3 separate regions of the Mus musculus genome follow, and all the other regions are linked to region 3. A link is a loop called in an ENCODE intact Hi-C map of the cell type or tissue named here. Cell type or tissue: heart. All regions are shown on one strand.

Region 1 (8,000 bases), 900 kb before region 3:
AACAAAAAGAAACAAAAAGATGTGAGTGTGGGCACATCCCCTCCTTGCGTGTGTTCTCTATATAGTTCCACAGTTAGTGGGGGCAAGTGTTTCTTTTTAGCCATATGGCTGGATATATAGTGGTTTTAATTTTTTTTTTTTTATGAGCAATGTAATTGTGAACCCTTTTACATCTTAAATTAGCTGCTCAGAGGTATTTTTGTTTCTGATTTAGTCTTTTATCTATTCCCTGTTGGTTGTTTAGCTGTTAATATTTCAATGTTTATTTGTCCAACTACTTTTTTAAATTAAAATTTATTATTTGTGTATATGTGTATCTGCCTTTGTTATGTATGCACATATGCACATACCATGTGGAGGCCCGGACTTGGTATTCCGATGTCTTCCTTGGTCATATCGCACTTTATTTTTTGCAACAAGGTCTCATTGGGACCTGGAGCTCACCAGTTCAGTCAGCCTGGCTGGCCGGCAAGCTCCTTAGACACTCTTGTCTTCACTCCCCTGGTGTGGTTCTAGGCAGGCAGGGTTGGGCTTGGTTTTCATGTGCATGCTGGAAGGCAGGCGACCTTAGGTCTGCTTGCATGGCAGGTACTTTACCCACTGAGCATCTCGCCATCACTATCTATAGTTACTCCTCTTTATGTCCATTTAAATAGCAAATTTTGGATATATTTAGAAACAGTTTTATAACTATACCGTCCAGTGTGGTAATTACTAGGCATATCCTGTGGCTGCTCAAATAAAATAAAAGATACGCATTAGAAATTCAGTGCTTTAGTCACATTATCTGCAGTTTTAAAAATTCAGTTCTTGAAAAACTTTATTTATATCTAAAGTTAACATGTGAGGCACATAGAAATTTGTTCTTCTGTCATCACAAAATTCTGTTAGGCTGCAGACTTGTGGAACTTGACTGTATTGTAATTGAGGTGTGACTGCGTGTCCAGCACTGTATTCATATCTTCTGCATGGTTCTCTGTGCAGCCCTGGCTGTCCTGGAACTCACTATGTAGACCAGGCTGGCCTCGAGCTCAGAAATCTGCCTACCTCTGCCTCTCAAGTGCTTGATTAAAGGCATGCGCTGCCCCAGCTTGGTAATCTTTCTAGAGAGGAAAAATGTCCTTTTAAGGGTTATTCGGTCACATTTGTTGGCAGAAAAATTCTGACAGTAATTTTTATCACTCAGTTCTTGTAGTGGGCATTCCCTGGAATCATTTGGTAGCTTGGCCACATTTGCCAATGCAGGTCTCCCGTTTAGTTAAGTCTCCTTATTAGTGTTATTTCACTCTTACAGGAGTAGCTACCCAGACTACAAGGAGGGGCAGGATCCTGCTGAGCTTGAGGCCTTGTCCACAGACAAGATCTTGGAATGTGATGATGAAACCATGGAGCTGATACTTCCTTCTGGTAAGTGTGTTTGTCCAAACGAAGTTGCTTGGTGCCAGTGTATAGTGGAAGAAGCATGTCTTCCTCAGTTACCTGCTGCGCTGAAGGAGAAAGAACGTGAACCTTTAGTGTGTGTGTGTGTGTGTGTGTGTGTGTGCGCGAGTTTCCTCAAGTAGTTGTAAACTTTAAAAGTAGTTACTTAGCTCTAGGTTGACTGTTTCATTAAAATTGGGTTATTGTTTTTCCTTTTTTCTTTTCAAATTTACAGTACTTTGACTAGGTATTTAATTAATTTTTTAAAAAAAAATGTAAACTAATAGATCCATCACACTATCTCTCCCTCTTTCTTCCTTCTGTGTATGTGTGTATGTCTTTTTCTGAGAGTGAATTCTGGAACCAGTATCCTTACAAGTATCAAGGGCTGTGCAGATGTTTAGTTGATCTTGTAAGACAAATCTGCCCTCATTTTACTAACTCTCAGCTCTTACCCAGAGAATCAGATAACACCTTAAGTAAGCTGAATATGGTGATTCTTAACAAAGCAGTGTCTGACATGTAGAACACTGTAATCTTCATTTCACTGTAGTATATTATAAAGACATTACTGACAGGCATGATCCTATTTGAGGATCATGCTCTGTTTGGGTGAAGTTTTCATCTGGGCTTTACATTTTTAAAAATTGGTAAGGAATACTTAATTATGTAGAAAGCACATTTCTTAGGGTCACTGAGTGTTCTAAAGTTAATCAAAGCCCCAAATGGGTATCTCTTTAGGAAATGTCTTCTCCCATTCAGATAATTAAGCAACCCCTGACTGCCTTTTGAATGTTTTTCTTCTTAAGCATTTGTCTGTGTGGCCATTTTGTTTGTGTCAGTTTTCCATCTGGACATCATCTGTCCGGTTCCTTTATAACCACCAGCCCCTTCTTTCTAAAGCATGCTTTACCCTGTGTGGTTCCACACTGGGAGCCATTACCTTCAAGGTATCTGAGAGCTTCTTCTGGTGCCTGTTGCCAAATACTGCTCTCCCGGGTCTCTGTATGAGTGGTGCTTCTGGTACTCCACTCCACCACAAGACTCCTTGCTTTTACACCTTGGGAGAAGATTCATGAATATCTCCTGTGCTCCTAGAATACTGGTGATTCACTATGCTCTTGTAATCATTGTCTTGCTTGTTTGTCTTCCCTCATTTCCTTTTAAAAACATGTAAGTATTTTAAGTAAATGCATATTAATTTTACCTATTTATAAGATACAGTGTGGCATTTCGGTACATGTATATAATATATAATGATTCTGCCAAGGTGACTAGTATATTTATCCTTGCTATATTATTCTTTATGTTGGTAACACTAAACTTCTCTCTGTTGACACTTTTGAAATAGTTGTCCTCCATCATCATTAAGGTATATACATACAGTGCTATAAAACAGTAGAAGTGGCTCCTCCTCCCCAAGCTCCCATTACAGTTGAGAGCAGACTGTCCTGTCTCATTTCATCGTAGTACTGGGTCTCAGATACTTAAAAACCGGATAAATATTTGTTGACTGCTATGGTGGCAGTGACTTTCAAAGGGAAGGCAAACTTACTTGAGTCTTCGGTCTGTAGTAATAAAGGAAAAGTGAGCAGAGGAGGCGGGCAGGAAGTAAGAACTGTACTTGATCTTCTCCTGGGCCTCATTACACATTTGTCACAACTCAGGAAGTAGAAATCTCTGAACAAACCTTGTATAAAAATGTAGTGGCAGCGTGTGGATCCACTAATAGTTTTTTGAGTAAATGACCTCTGAAATTTCTGGGTAAGCTCAATTTGTGTGCCAGCATTAGCATAGCTGTTAGTGTAAAACCAATTTTGGAAGAATCACACACCTAAGAGTTTGCTCTAAACTGGTTTCAAAAGCATCAGTTGTGGTACCTTAAGTGTAGATAATACTCATATTGTGTCATAGTCAAATCAGCAGCTCTACGGTTCCAGAAACAGTGAAGAAAATAACCAGTAGAGGGCGCTCGGAGCATTTCTTTGGAAGACTGGCTTGGGTCAGTTCCTTTGCACTTCCTTCATTCTTCAGTTCATATGGTGGAAATTGGTGTGAAATACACATTGATTTATCTGCCAGCTGGCCAGATGAAGCTGATGTTGTATCTATGAGAAATACACAGTTCATCTTAGAAAGTGAGGTTTGGAGATACTCTCGTATTTGCTATCAGTTGCATTGGGTGTTCCACGGGAATGGACAGTTTGATCAACAGTTACATGATGAAAGGTAGATTGACAGGCACCTCCTAAGTCAGACATAACTTGTTACTGGACAGTCACAGCCTTCTTAAGCTAATCTGTCCTTCCCAAGGCCTTCAGCTTGAGCTGCTCTCGCACCATATATGGTGTTAATGCCAGGTTCTCATTGTTAACTGACAGCAAGAATAGCCCACTTCTCTTCTACCAGCTCTCAGAAGCTGTAAGATACTCTTCCAAATGGTGCTTACAAATATACATGTTGACTTACTGTTTACTAATTACTAACTTCATCATTTCCTCATTTAGGGATAATCATCCTTGCAGATCTGTACCACCCTGGCCTACCATTGTAATTTGAAATCCCAGTAAATCTTGAGGTTTGCTGATAGGACCTTCACTTAGATATGTGTCTTTTCCCTATTAGATTTATCTCACATGGATGTTCAGAGATCATGTTTCCCTGAGTTGAACCACAGGTACAAACCAAGGTCTTGCCATGAAAATGTCCAACACATCAAATAGCTGGTTCTAGAGAGATACCTTTTATCTATCCATACTGGTATCCAAAGACCACAAGATTAAATTGGAAGTTTCTTTTTGTCAAGACCTGAGTCTGATCACAAAACATCACATTTGGGTGACAAGGAAATACTTTCCAAGCATACAGGAGCTCATAAATAACTTGACACTCTTTTCCATGTCAGTTACAGGCGTAGATGTTAAAAGCAAATATAGCCTTCTACAGCTTATGTGATAAACTATTCATATTTGCTTATTTGTCAATTGTTTTATTTACATAAGTTGAAAACTACTCTGGGTACTATACCCAGGGTTTTACCCTTATGTGTTTCTATTTGGAAAGGTATTTGATTGCTTATATCTTAATTAATATTCATCTAAAAAACATAGCCTGCTTTTATTAGTAAACCCACAGGTGATGTTGATGCCACTGGCCTAGGGACCAATCTCTTAGGATAGTATGGGAGAATTACCTTTTGAAAACCATTTTTCTGGTGGAGCCTAGAATTAGCCATCCCAGACAGAGCTTAACATATTTATTAGTTTCCCTGCTCAGAAGTCAAGCCATATGATTTGGTTACTTCTCTATAAATGGCCAGAAAGCAATGATTTTGTGTACCATTCTGTCTTTGTGTACCATTCTGTCTCTAGTAATTGTTTAGATCTGCTTTGTAGCTCAAAAGTCAGTAGAGATGTAGGTGAGTGTGGCTGTGTTCCATTAAAATTTACAGACTAGTGGAGTGGATTTCAGACCTCTAACAGACAGACTTATACTTATAGGAACCTCAAATTGTTCATCTAGTAAATAACTTTACTTATGGGTTTTATTAGTGTAATTAGAGAAGTTGCAGACTTTACATTGCCCCTTAGTTTTCGTAATTTGAAATGTATATTCTCTTTTCTTTGTTTTGAAATTGTATTTACTATGGTTGTGAGTGGGTGGCGGGTATTTGTGTGCATATGCCATAGTACATATGGGAAGGCTAGAGGTAACTCTGTGGGCTTGATTCTCTATCCACCTTAATGTGCTTTCTGGGAATTGAACTCAGATTGCCAGGTCAGCACAGCTTACCCAGCTCTCTGGCCCTCTTTCCTTTTTGCTTAGTGTATTGCACTATTAATGGTAAGCCTGTGCATTGGTGTATACAACCATATTCGTAATGACATCAACATATATTGGAAATTAAAGTTAAGAATTCATTTCTCAAAGTTTTTTTGTTTCACTTGATTTCTGCAAATAACCACAGGTTTAAAGAGAATTTAGCTTAATCTTTTTGAGATATCACGTGGTTTTTCATCATTTAGGAAGGAGTGTATCAGCTTTGTCAATGTAGCTAAATAATACTTTGATGTTGTTAATCTGCCTGTGCATTTTAATATGTGCAGTAGCATCTCTGTCCTTCAGCCACTAGATGCCAGTATTACTCCATTTGTAACAATAAAGACATCTACAGTAGGTATCAGATTTCCCTGTGTGGTAAAATTTACTCCTGTTGGAAGACGACTGGAAGAGAAAACTGAACCAGAAAAAAGATGGTTTCATTTTTGTTCTGGTTCAGTTTTCCCAATATGGCTTGTAGACCTGATGTCAGAGTTATTCCCTGCTTCATCTTCTTTCTCTTGGGGCTTTTTAGCCTTTATATATTTTCCTAATATTGGTCTGTTTTTCCTGTAGTGTATTCCTGCTTATTTCTGTTTTCCTACTAGGATTCCTAAGGCTTGGTGCCATTCAAGATCTTTTGGGAAGCCTTTGGTTTATAACTCTGACTTGAAAGACCAGTGTTTAAATATTGCTCTTCTCAAAACAGGTGCCAGAGTGGGTCATCGCTCCTTGATGAGATACTACAAACAGCGATTTGGCTTGCCAAGAGCTGTGACAGTTGCTAGGAATCAAAAGGCTGTGGGCAGAGTTCTCCAGCAATACCGAGCCCTGGGGTGGATGGGCAGCACAGGTACACCATTCTTATATGCATGGATTTCGTGGGCGCTTGGGTGACAGGTTATCATTCGTGCTGTCCGTCTGACTCCTTTCCAGGGGAAGCTTGAGTCTTACTTCTGGGACTCCCATTATCTCAGGATACTTAGAACACTTAAGTCCAAGACTCCATGACTTAAAAAATTAATATTCCTGGTCTAGTAACTTAGTATGCATCATGAACCTTTCCAGAAGATAATATCTATAAAAAATCTTATAAATTACATGCAGAAATTATCTGGAGATAACTCAGAAATTAAATAGTACCTTAGTGGAGCTGTGGCGCCTAACATGGCATATGTAGTTTCACATTCTAATCTCACGTCATGAACATTATTAAATTTCACTTCTGCTTGCTCATTTGTGCAAGGGAAATGATTAAGAGGACCCACCTTAGAGTTGAGAGGCTTGTCTGACACAATGCATGTGTGAGGTAGTGCACTTACTACAGGTAGCCCAGCCCCCTTTGGCAGTTTTTCCCAATAGAAGTAGATTGCAATGAGTAAATCTGACAGCTGAAGTTATTAAGCTTTGAAACTACAATGTGCTGTTATTTAACTCTCATAGTGTGCTGTGCAAAACTGTCTTCTCTGCTCTTCTGGGAAATAAAGTCCAAATGGAGGTAGTGAAGATAATTTGCTCCTTTCTGATGTCCCAGAAAGCCTAGAGCCTAAAAACGTAGCAAACATCACTGTTTACAAAGTTCTGATATGCACAGTTCTTAGATGCACGTAGATCTCTGAGCCCCATTGCTTGGAATCCCCACATTAGATTCTGTCTTTAAATATCAGAACCCACTTATCCTAAGCCAACTTTGGGAATTCTAAGATTTGACTTCCTCTGTTAGTAAATAAGAGATCAGAGCCTCATTGCTTACCATCCTCCCAACCACAGGAGCAGCTCTCATGCGTGAACGGGACATGCAATATGTGCAGAGGATGAAATCAAAATGGATGCTGAAGATAGGAATGAAGAACAACGCCACCAAGCAGATGCACTTCAGGGCCCAAGTGAGGTTCTGAGAGGCTGAAACAGATGCATCTCCCGCTGCACTTCCCTCCTTGTCTGAGGACAGGGAAGCCAGATTGCCGAATGGTTCCTTTGCTGCTACTTCATTTGTTCTGATCTAATAAAGTCAAAATCATGGTTGTCTTCAATGTCGTATTTGAGCAGTGTTTAAAGCTTTCAAGTGGGGACGGATGTGAAGCTTGGGCTTGCTTGTTGGGCTCCAGGACCTGCATGACCTCCTGACAGTTGCTTTCCTGCCTCAGCTTTCAGATGCTTTCTGGCTGTCAGCATAAGGTGGGAAACGCAAGCGATTTGTCTAGTCCAAAATTAGTTTAAAATTTGGAATAACTCATTACTTCTTGTCTAAGGGACCTTCGTCAGGGGCTTTGAGGATTATATAAGAGCAAAACTGAATGTCACTTGTGAATGTATGTGGCTTAGGAAGTTGCCCATGTCTCTGGGTGTGTTGATAAAATGCAGAAAAGAACAGAACATGTTAAGGGCTTGGTATGCAGGGTTTTTATTTCCAAATAAGAACGAAGAATGACTGCCAGCTTTTAAGTAGTTTTTAGGACTGCCTCACAGTTAAATCTCTGAAGAGATTCTTAATTTAGGTTGCTTAGGAGAAGGCACTAATAATACCCTGGCAGGGAAGCTAAGCTCATTCATTGAGCTACCTTTGGGACTTTGAGAAAGTGATACACTTTGTGCATTTTGGGGGGTGGTTCTTTTAGTCCTTTTATCTCACGGCTTGTGAGTGCTTAATGAAACAGAGGACCCAGTCCATACTAATATATACTTCCCAGCAGTAGGCTTGTGAATAAACACTCTTTCAGTATACAAAGTGCCATATCAAGGTCAAAGCTAGGACGTTCCTG
Region 2 (8,000 bases), 190 kb before region 3:
TATGATAAGCTCTAAACAAACTATATCTTAGTTTGTGAATATGGAGGACTATGATTGAGGATATATGTAAAGTCTTCTAAATATCAAGACTTTATGGACCATTAGTGAAACTGCAAATATAGTGCAAGGGATTAGGGGAAACAGAAAAGAACAACATAGTGAAAGAGGCTTGATGTGGAGTGAGGGAAATTGAGTCTGAGCTGCTAAGTCTGCAAGGAAGTAGACAGGCCAACAAGTCCAGTAACAAAGCAGTCAGCGGGGACTGTTACTAGAGCAGACATATGGGCAGACATGTCCCTTCATCCTGATATGAAATATGACCATGGTGGTATTGTGTGGTAGCCAGGCTCTAACAGACTGCATCAACTTCCTTCCTTCAGACAAATGCTGCGTTCATGTGCACAGAGCAGAGCTTATGTGCCACAAAGTAAGAGTCCTGGTATTCAGCAATCTCTTTGGTTAACTGCTACACTGTCGGCATGAGATTTCTGGGAGGAGTGAAGTCTCAGCTCCATAGAGTCATACCAGAAGTCAATTATAAACAAAAGAGAATTGGCAATCCTGAAAACATGGGGCATGTTTGTCTAGCTAAACTTAAGCCCTTGTAGAGACAGATAGGAGAAAACTTCTTTTTTTGTGAAGTTACATAATCATAGCAATAAAAAGGGGTCACCTTCTTAAAGCACAGTGTGATCTTGTCAGAAGAAGAGGCAAAGCCACGATCATCAAGGACTACTGTTGACAACTCTGGACACACACACATTGCTCACATCAAAATCTGATGCTTTGAAGATGCCTACAGTGTATCAATAGTGAGTGGATGTTTATAGTAAAATCCTTAAATAGTTTTTGCTGGAGATTCTACCAAGGACCATTGCCGAATATCCAATGTCTAGGTCAAGGTCAGTAGTAGACATGGTACACTTAATATACGGATGTGAAGCAATATATAACTTATATGGTATATCACCAACAATATCCCATAGATATGCTCATTTTATTATCTATTTCTATAAATAGTTTAATAGACACAAAGTTACCATACCTAAACACACACACACACACACACACACACACACACTATTCAATTAAACATTGTATATGGATAGTTTCCTGATCCACAGCAGAGTTGAGCAACTGTCAGACTACATTGTTCCACAAAACTTAGCAAAGATGGTAACTTTGTCTGTTTTAATTGTCAGAGCCTTCATTTATTTTACTGGTGTACTATTACCACTATAACAAATTACCACAAGATGAAAGATTGAAAATAACAAACATGAATTAATTTACAGATGTGGAGGCTAGAAGTCCTAGAGAGAGAGAGAGAGAGAGAGAGAGAGAGAGAGAGAGAGTGTTTCTCCCCAGAAAGCTCTATAGAGTTGAGTTCACATGGGAACCTTGCATTATGGCACCTTCTCTCTCCTCAGAACCACCCTTTACAATGTTTTTGGTTTTTATCTTTGCCATGATTGAGAATAATCTCCACATGTCTAAGGAATCTCCTTAGTCCCATCAACAAAGCCCTTCAATGTACCTTAACATAATCACTAGTTCTAGAAACAAGCATGGATGTGTCTTCAGAAGGGATCATTAGATAGGCCACAAGAGATCAAACAGTACATTTTCTAAGAAATAGGATTAAGAACAGTGTCACTATGATCAGTAAGTGTAATCTAAGATAATATACTCTTATCATTCAACAGACATTCTCCAGTTTCTTAGTTATTCCTTCTCTAGTGTTTCTCTGTAAATAACCCCTTTGCACTAATGTGTGCTGCTATCTCAGAAGACAACAGAGACACAGTAGAGCCTTGACTTTGACTTTCATGTTTCTTCATTCAAAACCTTAAACCTTTGAGTATGATACCATGAAAAACACTGTCAATAAATAATAGTATGTTGGTATGTTACTCATTCTAGTATATATGAGAAAGAGTTTCCCTTATGTGTACCTATAAATAGGTAGAAAAAAGAAATGCAATCAATATGGTAGAATATGGTTATATTAGTGGTTCCATGAAGAAAGCTCCAGGGAAGCTTAATGAAGTGGCTACATTTGTCAAGGGTTTTTGTGAAAAGCATAAGATGGGAACTATGTGTACAGATTCAGTTGGGAGAACACACAGGTTAGATGCATTTTGTTACATGACAAAAGTGATGAGACAAAAACCCTCAAATTCTAGATCAGGGAATTTAGACAATTTACACACACTGGGGGGTTTTGATCTGAGGAGATGCTGAGGTGAAACTTTGCAGGGAGAATGTTACTCTGGCATGTTATCTGTTCTCTACACTTATCTGCACACAGGGACAGCAATCTCAGACAGCCCACTCTTCTTTTGCTCTTGTTTTCTAGTTTTATTTTCTATAGCTACCAATGCATGACCTCACAGCTCCAGGGCAGGCAATGACTGCGACAAAATAAAGTAAACAAACCCAACAAAGCAGCTGGTCATGCTGGACCTTGTCTCCTAAAGGCGGAGAGAGCGACATTAAAGGAAAGTCCTAAGGTTTCATATGGTAATATCCATATGGAACATCTAACAAGAGCGCATGTGTACACACAAGTGCCTGCTGATTTAAGACAGCCTCCTCCTGGGTGAAGACTTGAATCAAAGAGGAAATGAGTCAAGGAAAGAGCTGTGTTCCAAGCAAAGAGATCTGCAGGTGCAAAGGTCTGGAGGAAGTAACATCTCCACTGTACCCTGAGAGGTGCGATAAGCTGAGAATGAGAACTTAATAGAGCAGAGTGCCAGGGAGTATGTGTGCAGGGAGTGTGTGTGCAGGGAGGTGTGTTCAGGGAGGGTATGTGCAGGTAGGCTGTGTTCAGGGAGGGAGTGTCCAAGGGTGTGTGCAGGGAATGTGTGTGCAGGGAGGGTCTGGGCAGGGAAGGAGTGTCCATGGATGTGTGCAGATGGGGTGTGTGCAGGGAGGGTATAAGTAGGGAGGGTTTGAGCAGGGAGGGTGTGTGCAGGGGAGCTATGTCCAAGGAGGGTGTGTGCATGAAATAGTCACATTGACAATCTGGCCTAGTATGGCAAAGACCAGGATTTCCTCTTGAGTTGGGGAGAACCTGGAGATTTTCATAAATCTATTTTCATAAATGGAAAAACGCAGAAGCCTCAGGTATTCCACCTGGGAGTGGCTATACTTCAAAGTATCTCCCATACATATACTGGGACCTGATAATCTGAGTGAGACTAATAAGAGAGACAGTCTCTGTCTCTTAGGTTAAGTGCTCAAACTTTGTAGGCTCTGTTTACCCTCCCTGCCATGCTTTCTCTTTTTATTAATGTGCATGAATAAAAATATGTGTACATATATTTTTATCTCAAAATTTTGTTCTCACAGAAAAATAGACTAAGAAGTTGTGATAATAATCTAGCTGAGAGATGATTCCACAGTGTTAGCAACAGAGAAAACAAGGGGCCTGAGGATAAATACGTACTTAAGGTAGGACCTGCGGGGCTTGTAAGCTTTAGGATGGCTTCAGGGCCACAGTAGAATGTCTTCATTTCTCAACTAAAGTAAAGCTTCCAAGTGAGGAGAGTTTGTCTCTTATGAGCCCCTGGGGACTTGCTCTAGTTGAACCCTGGGCCTTAGAGAGAACCAGTACTCTCTTTGGATCAAGTTCTCGATCGCTGGACACAAAACAACTGAGCAGCATCCAGAGACCAACTGAAGCCTTGCGACTGAATCCAGAACTCTTTCCATTTGTATCCATGACCAACTATGTGACAAAACATGCTCTGGGACAAGTCCCAATCTCCACCACTTGCCAAAAGCCCTCTAGCACATCGTTTTACTGCTGTAACATTAGCTGTATTCAAATATTCCAAGAGTGTGTTATTAAGCACTGAGTAATTTTTTTATTCCATAAACTTTACTTAACATGCTCTTTTCGTTTGGATGCAAATAAACAAAACCCCAAAGACAAAGACGTAACTTGGAGAATCATGAAAATAAAAGAGGGAGTAAAAGCACATTGGAATTTTGGCTCTGGTTTCATTTAAAAAAAAAAAATGGAGGAGTCTACAATTCTTTTGTTCTCATGATAATAGGTCAGAGATTTTCAAATGTTTGGGGGATGTGATAACTGATTGCTCATTCCTCAAAGAGAACAGCAAAGAGATTCTGTGTCATGCTGGTGTCCAGCAATGTGTCCCTTGGTTTGCAGACAAGCATCCTCATTTAGATTCAGATCCTTCCCAGCAGATACTGTGATTTCTTCCTGAAGTCACTGAGAGCTCACTGCGATTGCCAGCTTCTCCAGGTAAAGAGTTTGGGAGTAACTGAGTTGGGAACATTAGGTCAGAGTTCCCTTCTGCACCTGCTAAGACTCAGCCTATCTGGTTTTCATTCAGATGCAGACCATGTGTTACATTTGTATGCCTCTGCCCCATTTGCAGAGAAATGGGAAGCGAGTGAGAGGTATGAGTCCTTTCGATCTCTAAAGCTGGGACTCCTGCAATAGCTACTGCAAGGATCAGAGAATTGTGGGAAAGAATGGACAGTCCCGGGTTTCATCTCCTGTAGCCAAATTACTATGCCTTCAAATGGACAACATGATGCCATACCCCATGGTCTGTGATTCAGCACCAACCCTACCCTCTTGGCATGAGAATAAAACCCAGGGAGAAATGGTGAGGAGAGTCGCATTGTAAGACTCATAGGAAATCCATTTTAATTTTTGGGCATAGAAGTACAAAAAAAATTATCTGTCAGTCACTTAATGAAGACACTAAGATGAAGCACTAAGAAGGGAAGAAAGTAGATGACAATAGATAGATAGAACAGAAGTGACGGCTAATGGGAGAGGAGATGATGGCAAGGAAGGAGAGGCTGGGGACACACATGAATGAAGTCCCACTCTGTGCTTGGCTCTCCCATGCTCCCTAAAAGGACCAAATCAAGATTTACAATGCAGGGAGCACATCTCAGTGCTTCAGAAGCTGTGAGGTGATTTGGGGGTGTAAGGTGAAGAGTCCATCTTGGTGGGTGATTCCAAATGAGGTCATAAGATCATACCCCCATAATGGACTATATTCTTCTTGGCTGCTCTTTGCAGTACTCGATGAAGGTGACTGTAAGAGTTACTATTTTAATGGAGTACTTTAAAGCAAGGTAGACTCTAATTTGACCTTTGGGAATCCTGTATCAGAAGGAAATACAATCCAGATCTATGAGGGCAGGACAGAAAGGGCCTTTCTCATGGTCAGCAAATAGCCTCTCACTGAGAGATGCCTCTAGCCTGTAGGAAGAACACTTTCTAAAGATCTAAATAGTAGGCTTAGGGATGGAGATATAGACAATTCAGAGTCAGCCTGACTTCTCCTGGTTGTTTGGTGTTTGAAACACGATTTATAAAGTCTACATTTCAGTTTTCAAGGGCTCTGCTATTCATTAGATTCTAAAGATCCTTCTGGTGACACATTCCCTATAAGTCCTCTGCCTCAGCCTGCAGCATGTCCATCATCCCTTCGAACTTGGAGGCATCTGTGCAGGCATGTAGCCAAATCCACATTCCTGCAAACACCAAGGAATCCCAAGATTGTATAGTGTGGGTCCTACATGCATCCAGTTTAAAAACAAAAGATATTTATTCCTTAGGCTTTTCAAATGACTGTATTCTTTCTATAATGTAAATAAGGGCATGCTAAACTGTGCAGTAACATGTGTGCAGAGATAATTATGTATCCAGGTAGTCCAGGAAACCCATCTTGATATCATTTTAATGTAATAATATTAAAGAGAAGAATTCTTCTACCGCTACATATGTGCTTCCAGAGAGCCCATGCTTGAGACTAGACAGACCCTGAGAATGTTTGCACAATGTGCACATGCTGACTGATTCGAGGTTGGAAAAATATCTGAATGAGATTGCTAGAGCTAATTTTACTTTCCTCACTGAATCTTTAATGACCTGAAGGCTTCCATATCTACAGAAGCCTCGAACTGTTTCTGTAAATGAACCGACTATAGCACAGTTGCTCATTTGAAGCCAATGAGAATGGGAGGGATGGTGAATAAATGGGGGATGGGTGTGTGTGTCCAGAAACAGTGAGCGGGGAGTTGATGGCATATGAGGTAGAGCTCCTAAAAAAAAAAAAAAAAAAAAAAAAACTAATTTCATTGACTCAATGACCTCCAGGTGAAGCCTTACAGCACATATAACACTATAATACTACAAGTGTTTGAAGTACTGAGTAAGGAGTTCATGCAGTAAGAGAAATGTGGGTTGGCCTGACGTTGTTTGTATTTTAATGTTAACAGTGGTTTTTCAAGATTGGGTTGTCCCAGAAGTGAAAGAGTCTACACATAGACCCAAGTGACTGATGTTATGTGACCTTGTCCCCAAGTTATTTTTGATTGGTGAACAAAGATGCCAACAGACAGTCAATAGCTTGGTAGACAAGACAAGGCAGGGTTGAGGGTTCCTAGGCTTAGGGGGTTCAGAGCAGAGTCAAGAAGGTGGGGAGAGGAGGAGGAGGGAAAAGCCACCATGGGTTAGGTGGTACATGAAAACGTGACCCTGAGGGCTGGCCAATTGGAGTTAAGAGCAGCCCATATGAAACAGAGTAAGTAAAAAATAACATGGGGTTATCAATAGGAAAGTAGATTCTAATAGCATAGAGGGTACATATCTGCCCATCTCTAGTGTTGATTAAGGCTTATTGTCAATATAAACATTATGTATGTCTTTTCCAGGAACTGAAAGATAAAGGCAAGGTAGAAACCCTGGGTAGAGAATAAATAATTTCTATGACACCTTACCTTACTAATGGAAGATACTTCTAATTTATGGTATTAGTTCAAAAATGTAAAAAAAATAAAAAAATAAAAAAAAGAGAGAGAAATTTCTCATAAAACACGATTTTATTGGATGATTCACGTGTTAATATTAATATCATGCTAAAAATCTCTAGGATCCATGACAGGCCTCTTTTTATCTCTGTCTTGCTTCTTTTAAGGAATGCTACATTTCTCCTGAACTAACAGAAAAGCAGTTCCCTCAGCCTATTTGTCAGACTTGGAACTTGGAGTATTATTATTAACATAGTAAAGGCCATCAAATCTGTCTGATGTCTTAGGTTTAACCTGCTTATGAGTGGACTCTCATTTTTACTCTACCACACACTGTTCCTTAAAAACCACATTTTCTGTCTTGGTGAAATTCCTCAGTATCCATCATTATTGAAATCACAGACCTTAACCCTACACCTTTAGTGATACCATATCTGATTCCTATGCCTGGCCTTATGTGACCCACTAACTGAGCTGAGTATTCTAAACCCTCCAAAGCATTAGAATGCACTCACTTCCTTCTCTTTGTAATTAACTGACGCCATTCATCGCAAGACTGGTTGAGGGACAGACATGCATAGCTTACTTACCTTTAAGACCCCTTTATCTAATATATTCCCTGAAACCGGCTTTCCTTTCCAGAATCAATGCAATCAATCCATTCATCCATCACTCAATACCCAAAATGTCAAAATCTATTGGGGAGATGAATTGGATTATAAATTCATATTAAACATATAGGGTATTGATTTTTATAATTATTTTTGACAATGTCTGATGTGGGCTGGATAGATGTTCTAGCTCTTGCAGAGGATCCAAATGGAGTTCCCAGAATCTATATTCCAACTCAAAGGGAGCTAGTGTTCTTTTTTGGGTTTTTGTTGTTGTTGTTTTTTGTTATTTGTTATTTGTTTTTTGTTTTTTCTTTTTTAACCTCACAAGGCATATGATACACATACTCACATGCAGGCAAAAGACTCATACACATAAAACAAAAATAATTTTTAAAACTATGTGGCAAGTTCTATTGCTGGCAAAGAAACATAACATAAGTAATCATTTGTCCTTGTGACTACATTCTTGCATAAATCTAAGTTTATATAGAATAGTACTTAGCCCCTGACAACGAAGCTATTACATATTTATAAATTTTGTTTTGGAGCATATTAACATGCAAAGGTAGGAAGTTGTAT
Region 3 (8,000 bases):
TGAAGTTTGAATTAAGTAGCAAATTCCCAAGTGCATGCTCTATTTTATCACATGAACATCAAAAGACTATAATGCACACAATGTATGATGAGTATGTAGTCCCAGGAAGAATCCAAAACCTCCACTCTGACAGTCTTCCAAGCAATGTTAACCCTGTTCCCCCACCCCCCCCCATCCTGGGGTGACAGAAAGGTATAAGGTGTTGTCCCACTGCACATACTAAGGTCCTCTTACAATGACATTTTGAAGTCATATAATGTTTTTCCCCCCAGGGAAAAGAAATATCATCCACAAAATACTGAAAGTTAAACTTTCCAATAATTCAACAATATTTGCAATATACAAAGCCTGTTCATACACTGTCAACTGCCAGGAACTATAGAAATAGATACTTGTAGCTTTGAAGCCTACACAAACACCACTGACATATAATTGAACACGTTCAACACAGTCTATGTACATTATGTACTATGTGCATTAATGTCTCATTAACAAGGTCCCCTTTATGCTTGAAATCTACTACACCTAAATTGCACTGAATTTAGAAAATGATCCTGATTCTCAGTCTCCTTTGATAATAGATAAAACTGATAGGGATAGCGTTCACTTTCTTTTGAATTTGATACTTTGAATAAGAAAGATGGCACATCATATTCTAACAGGCATCTGTGTGGATTTTTATCATACCATAATACAGCTTTATTTACTATGCCCAATTATATATAAAAGCCTATTGAAAGGGACCACAGTACAACAGAGGAAGGAAGAGGAGAAAGGAGACCTGAGATCATGCTACTTGGGTTTCTCTATTTTCTTTCTCGTCGATCACAGAGGAATCTTGACTCATCTGAAAGGACTTGATGAAAACTAAACACAGTGTGGCTCTCCAGCCAAAACTCACAAACGTTCCCATTGGCCTCCCCTGATCAGCTGAGCACAAGGGATTTTTTTCACCCCCTCCCCCATAAAAAGTCCACAGTGTATCTAAATCTGATCCCAGTAAGATCTGAGTTGAGCTGAAGTGAAAATGCAGAGGTAGCATTTATGGGTAACAGCTGGAGAGTATTAGTTTGCTGTCTATCCCTTTCTCTCCCGAGGGTTGAAAATTCTGCTGTTCAGACAGGAAGTTGTCATATACCACACACTGTATGATACAATATGCTGGGGTGTAAGCGCACATTACAGAGGACTGGGAGATCCCTGAGTTGCTTTGGTTGGTGAGTCACAGTGATGATCTTGTACCTCTCAGGCCCTCCTCCCTCCTCCAGCATCATCAAATCCAGGATTGACAAGTACGCTGAAAGTTATCGAACACCCTTTGAATAACTCCAACTTAGGACATTTCATTGTTTGTCTCCCCACACATTTTAAAAACATTAACTTCAATACCTTCAGAGAATGAGTGGCCAAGACTCTCCAATAATCTTTTTTTGGCCCACTTTCAACACTTGCTGTCTAAAAAGATTAACATTTCTTTCAAATATTTATCTCATGTATTTGCCCAGGACAAAACTATTATATATGCATGTGTATGTCTGCATATGTACAAAAAATATATGGATGGAATTCAAAACATGATAGTCTGGAAATGAATGATTTTTTTAATTGAGTGGATTTTTCTAGGGTTTGCTTTTAGTATAAGTTTTACAAAGTAGCTCAGAAGTAAACACAGATACAAACAGGGAGAGACGCCCCTACATTCTGTAACTATGGCTCCAAGTTTTGGACAGGCTGATAAGCGGTTCCTTAACACCAGATGCTGAATAGCTATTCTGCATTCCTGCCAGTCTGAAAGGGCTCTTCCCTCCTTTGTAACCGCCTGTGCTCTGGGGAAAGGCAGGAAAGCCAACCCAGTCTCCTCACTCCTTTCAACCAGGTTCACTCGATACAGACCTTAACTCTTGAACTGTAGAAAATGTCTTTGCTTTGTGCATATCAGGGACATGCTGTTAATCACAGGGGTTAAAACACTACTGGTATTATGCAAAGCGGGGAAGGCGGGACTGAGGAGGCAACCCACACATCCATCATCCCTTTAGGAGTAGGCGGAGTTTAAAGTTTCCCCCAACTTCCAAGTACTCACTTGACAGGCAATATTTCTGTGCAATTTCCAGCCCCGAGTAACAGATGGTGCTCTGCCTGTCTTGAGCCTCGAGAGAGCCCAGACAAAGCTCCCAGCCACTCCATGCCTCGCGGGACCCATAGGTGGTTAGTTTCACAGACCTGTCAGACCAGGGCAGTTAGCAAAGAATGGAAGCTTAACTTCTTCCCGAAGTTTTTTTCCTGATAGGAGGAAGTCCAGAGGACTAAAGCACAAAAAGGCCTGGGAAAGTTTTGACTGCTTCAATTCTCTGCCAAACCATCACCTAGACCAAGGTGCGCAGAGAAGGAAAAGCTGGGGCACACGTGTTCAGAAACACAGCAGAAATGCAACTTGAGCAGTCCTAAAGACAACCTGGAAAATTGCTTAAGAGACCCCAGTGGTGGAAAGGCACGTCCAGGTACCAGAGACTGGATCAAGCAGAGCCCAAAGGGAAGCCGGCTACCCCGACGTCACCAAAGTAGGGTGCGCCTGAGCTGTGTGCGAGAGGAAAGGGAGGGGGCGCGATCCGGGAGTCGGGGGAGGGGGTACGTTCGGCCCACTCACCCTCACTGCCGTACTGTTTGCCATTGTTCGCGCCCATCCTGTCGCCGTCATGCCCGCCTCCTCCCTGGACACTGCATAGCTGGGGCGCACCTCCCAGGCGGCGGGGCAGAGGAAAGCGGGCAGGACCGGACCCTTAGCTGCACATGCCCCTTCCAAGGGCCGATTTGGGCTTGGGGGTCCGCAGTGCTCTGCGACCGGAGGGGTGGGACTAGGTCCGCTCCTGGCACCCCCGAGGGTGGCGAGCCAGCTCCAGAGCAACCACCGGAGCTCTCAGATTCCGCGCTCCGGGCGAGTGGGAGCAGCGCGAAGCACAGCCCGCGCCCGGGTGCCGCCCCTAGACTCGCCGCTCCACCGCCGTGGGGTCCCCATGCGCCTCCGCGGTCCCCAGCCGTGCGAGCCGAGCCGCGCCTGCCCCAGGCTGTCCGGCTCCTCGGCCTCCGCCTCCGCCCTGCGCCCCCGTGCGTCCGCGGCTTCCCCGGGGAGGGCGCGGCGGCCACTTGTTGCGGTGCCCCGAGTGAGCAGAGACTTGTGGCCCGGCGCTGCTCGCCTGCGGGCCGGACTTTTGTTAGCGCCAGGCGCCTCCTCTCGCCGCCCAGCGTCAATCACAGCTGGAGCCCCCGGGAGGAAGGCCGGCCCGGAGATGCGCGGCCTTTTAAAGGGGCAGCACGCCTTTTCCGGGCTCCGGCTCCTGGTCCCCGCCAGGGCTCTGGCTCTCCGTGCCACTCGCGAACCCTCCGGCGTGAAGGACCGTGCTGCGCGCTGTGTTTTCTGTGGACTGTGGGCTTCAAGACGTTCTTCGAATTCCCCTGGAGTTGTCTACAAAAAAAATGGCCCATTTGTGACGTTTACTAGAAACATGCAGTCAGTGTCCGGTTCTGGCACATTTCTGGTACCTGTGCTGGCAATCTCCAGCGGCTCCTTGGGTTTCGGGGCTAACGCGAGGAATGGAGGAGGGGTAAGGAAAACTTGAGAGGAACTTAGCAAGGGAGTGGTCTCTGGAGAGCAAAGACATTCCCCGCCCTGAGAAGGAGGTTTCCTGGCTCTGAAGTTTTGAAAGCTTCCGAGACACGACTTTTTTTTCCCTCCTCATTTATTTATTTATTTTTCTTCTTGTAGTTGATGCCATCTTTTATTTAGTAACTTACTACTTCGTTTGGAGATTTACGTGGCGTTTGCAAAGCCCCCTCCTCCTTTAAATCGCCCTTTGGTGTTCCTTCCATTAAATAGGGAAAAAAAAAAGATAGAGAATCTTAATGTCCTACTCCATTTCTATGTAAGTGCCTAGAAAGTCTCACTGAAGATCAGAACGTTGTTCACGCAGATTTTTTTGGTGGTGAAACGAACACGCAGCAGTTTCTCCTTACAGATGTTGTAAATTAAATTAAAGCTTAGTGATATGTTTATCTTTATATATACATAATTCTTGAATAGAAACCCAGGAGTTAGTAAACAATGGCTTCTTATGAGATGATTTGACTTCTTGTAAATTCTCCTTAGATGAGTTCCTACAATGCTCTTCATTAAAGATAAAACATTATGTTTCAAAGTTTAAAATCTATCCTTAACCATGCAGATACCATATTCTTAAGTAAACGTGTAAACGTTCAAAGATAGAACAGAATAATTATTGTGTTGGGAACCTTTTTTGTCTTCTACTCCAAAGCCATAAAAGAATGTTTTAATGTCTTTTAAAATATCTAAACAGTAATGTGTAATTCCTAAACACTTGTCTAATGAGATAAAATTAAAAACATTAAAATTAAAATTAATTTATGATGGGCTCCCTACAAGATTCTGCTAGAAAACACAAAATCAATCTAAAAATGAGTAGACAGCAGGGCTGTCTTCCTGCACAAGATGGATTCTGCCTGGTCCTTGGGGTGACTTTGAAAATCTGAGCAATCTGCCTCCACTCCCCCTCAAAATTGCTAGGGTTGCAGGCATCTGTCTCCTACCTGGGTTTATATGGTGCAAAAGAACAAACCCAGGACTTCATTCATGCAGGGCAAACACTGTCTACCCACCGAGATAATCTACAGCCCTTGGTTCAGGAGGTTTCATGTCTCCATTTAAGAAACTGTGCGAATTTTACCCTTTTGGCAGCTTAGCTGAGGATAGACAGCACTAACTCAGGAAAGCAAGTGAGGCTCATCTCAGGCTTGGTGTGGCATTTTCAGTTTGTTATGCTTATGCTCTCTGTCCCTCTTTGTGGTTTACAAAGTATGGAAATGATGAAAAACAAAACCAAGGCTCAAAAAGTTCAGCCACCCAGAGTCCTCAGAGGAGAGCTCCAGACTACCCAGCTTCCGTCCTACCAGTCCAGGGGTTGCCTTGACTTGGCCATTACTCAACACAGAGTCAATGACCTGGTCTTTTGATCTGCCCATCTACCAAGATCTTTACTATTCAAGTAAAGCTGCCTGGGACAAGCATGTTGTAAAACAAAATAGGAAAAAAAAATGCTTAACATCACTCAAAAAAATAGAAGTTGACACAAATATTTGTTGGCCTACTCGTCATGAACGTTTGAGAACAGTAATCAAAAGAAAGAAAATTAGTATTCTTGTTAAACATCAAGGTGTATTCATATTTGAGTATACACACTACTTTTCAAAATTAAAATGTTGCATAAATGATTTTATGCAGGCCCAAAATTTGTTTTTTGCATACTTACCAACCCCCAAATTTTCATCACCAATTTACAAGCCTCTTGAGAACTAATATGTATTTCACCAACATACTTGACTTCCCAGCCTAGCTCCTAACACAAGGAATCGCTCATCCATCACTTGCAGAATGGATGAAAGCCAAGGAAAGAAATAGCAGTGGCCTATACAGTATTCCATCTTCTCTGTCTATGCCCCTTTAAGGTGCCAACCCACTGAAACATGAGTTTAAGGGAACAGTCTATGTCACCATGAAATGGAGTGAGAAAGCTCGCTCCACAGGATGGAATGAGTACCTCCTGCTGCCAATGGAACCAAAAACAGACTGGTTAGGTCATAGGTCATAGGCCCTAGAGGGGAACCAAATACTATTTTTCTGCTAAATAGACATAGTATTAAATCACCCCTAAGTTCTTAGCATTTACACCCATAGTAGTGCATCTCTCAACTCTTGTCAGAAAAGCTCCTTTGTATATGAGATGGCAACTAGTACAGAGACCCACAAGTGGTCAGTATACAGAGAATAAGACATGGTAGAGGGCTCAGCTCTAAATGGGACATCTAAATCATACCTCCTTCCCACAGGGTTCAGGGTAGCCACAATACAGACAGAAAGACAGAAAGAGCCAATGGTGGCAGAACAAAACATCTTCAGCAAAAACCACTGTTTGCCAGACATGATAGGGCCACTGCACACATGACCCCCGCTGCTGTGACTGCATGCATAAGACCTTCACAAGATCAAGCCAACATCAACCGAAGAGGTTCATGAATTCCCACCCCTACCTGAGCACCCTTTAGCAACCGATAGTTGCTGAGAGATGAAGAGACAGTTTTCTCTTGTGATGTGAACCCAGGAAGACAACCCATGCTCTTGTGAGTGGTCCTATCTCATACACTTATAGGCAGCATTAACTAGCACCTATTTACATTGTCCTGAGTGAGCCTGATACAAAAAAAGATAAACATTCAGGCTATCATTTGCTATTTTTATTTTCATTTCTGTTTTTTATTGTTTTCAGTGTTTGTTTTTGGAGACTCAGTGTTTGTTGGGCTACTTTGATAAACATATTAAATCTCTTATTAATACAAATGTCTTCTTTTCTAGGAGTATGTGTTATTTGTCTTATTGAAGTTAGACGCCAGCTTGATAGTTAACATAGTTGGTTCTTGTATGCCCTAAGCCATAGAGCTTGAGGTTAATATGAACTTGACACTGGTGATAGGCTGTCAGAGCCATGTTAAGGCAGCTGCTATTCTCGGGTGCTCAACAGTTTGCCTCCTTTCTTCCTCTGGTCCTTGGCTTCCAGGTCTTCAAAGGAACACAGTTCTTCTGAGGACACTATAAATAAAGCAGATGTGGAGGCTCTTTGGAAATGCTACTTGGAATCACTCAAAGATAGAACCTCTGTTGAAAATAAATAAATAACTACTGGAAGTCATCACAGAACATACTAGTCTTTGAGGCTGGGGAAATGGCTTAGTTTTTAGAGTATATGAGGCACAAGTGTGTGGACCTGAGTTAGTTCCAGGACAGTCTCATGAGCTGGCCCAGAAGTGCCTCTAAAATCCAGTGCTGTGCTAAGGGGGCTGAGACAGATACCCAAGCCATATGGATTGTTGAACTCCAGGTTCAGTGAGAGACTCTGTCTCAAAGCATAGAGGGGCTAGAGAGGCAGCTCAGTGGTCATTAGCATTTGATGCTCTTGCAGAAGACCCAGGTTATGCTCTGAGACCCACATGATACACATGCATACTTGCAGGCAAAACACTCCAGTGCATAAAATGAAATAAAGAATGAAGTGGAAGGCTATGGGAAAAGACATCCCAGTATGGACCTCTAACCACACATCCATACCTACACACAGGCTCATACCCTACAAAGAGACTTGTGCACTCAAGTAGGATAAAATAAGATATAATGAAATAAATTCTTGAAAAATGATAATTTATTTTAAAAGGAAGAAATTAATTCAGCCATTGAATAATATGTGCTTCTGTCCACTTATATTTTCCACTTTAATTTACTTATTTACCTTCATGGGTCTAAGTCACCTGCTTAAATTAAAAGCAGGATATTACATATTCTGTCACTATGACTATGGTGGAAAACAGTAAACTCAGAGGCTTGGGTTTAAATGTACATATTACCTAAAAGAAGAAACAGTACTTTAACCAGTATTGATTCATTATAAAAAATGAGCCTTTACTAAATTAATATTTATATCAGATAGAAAACAAGAATATAAATAATTATTACTTCTGCTATTGTCAAATTCTGACTGCTACTGCATATAACTACTCCATGGTGTTCAATTTTGGCTGCCTCATTCAGTGACATGGTCTCCATAGCCTAATGAATTTTATTAGTGTACATGGAAAATGTTTTACATGAAGTTCAGAGGAAGCTCTGCCAGTTTCTCCCCGTTTTCAGCCCTTTACCTCTGATGCTGCTTAAAAGAATGTGAGCATCTTTTGACCCGAAGAGAAAGGACAGAAGAGTTGAATAGATCATAATCTAGACTCCTAAGACAAAACACAGCCTACTGAAGTCGCCTACAGCCTCTCATCTACAAGCTTCGTAAAACAGAATCATGAAAATGATGTATAGCCTAGACACTTAGCATTTTCATTATTCAAAGCCAACTGGAATACCTAAAAGGCAAATATTTTGCTCTTTTAAGAAG

Evidence for each region. Peaks named below come from ENCODE experiments on the same cell type or tissue, not always from the same donor. Only the 100,000 strongest peaks of a DNase experiment are listed, where the experiment ranks them.
Region 1: a loop joins it to region 3, with 3 times the contacts of the local background. A loop is called at or near these places in 2 of 42 quality-filtered maps.
Region 2: a loop joins it to region 3, with 1.8 times the contacts of the local background. A loop is called at or near these places in 2 of 42 quality-filtered maps.

What each region holds. Positions count from the first base shown.
Region 1 is chr15:25,990,159-25,998,158 of GRCm38, forward strand. It overlaps Zfp622 (zinc finger protein 622), which reads left to right. Exons shown (of 6, transcript NM_144523.3): 4 at 1,295-1,407; 5 at 5,948-6,091; 6 at 7,009-8,000. The coding sequence ends at 7,136. Among named protein-coding and RNA genes, the nearest start is that of Zfp622, 9.8 kb to the left of the region's middle. In heart, CTCF peaks have their summits at 3,387 (motif pointing right) and 5,548 (motif pointing right); no DNase peak of the experiment used is centred here.
Region 2 is chr15:26,699,653-26,707,652 of GRCm38, forward strand. The region is part of intron 2 of Fbxl7 (F-box and leucine-rich repeat protein 7); the gene reads right to left. Among named protein-coding and RNA genes, the nearest start is that of Gm52205, 38 kb to the left of the region's middle. In heart, no CTCF peak of the experiment used is centred here; a DNase peak (open chromatin) is centred at 3,669.
Region 3 is chr15:26,892,366-26,900,365 of GRCm38, forward strand. Fbxl7 (F-box and leucine-rich repeat protein 7) reads right to left here and starts at 3,199. Exons shown (of 4, transcript NM_176959.3): 1 at 2,648-3,199. The coding sequence starts at 2,684. In heart, a CTCF peak has its summit at 3,190; DNase peaks (open chromatin) are centred at 2,186, 2,576 and 3,206; H3K4me3 peaks cover 2,489 bases; H3K27ac peaks cover 1,662 bases.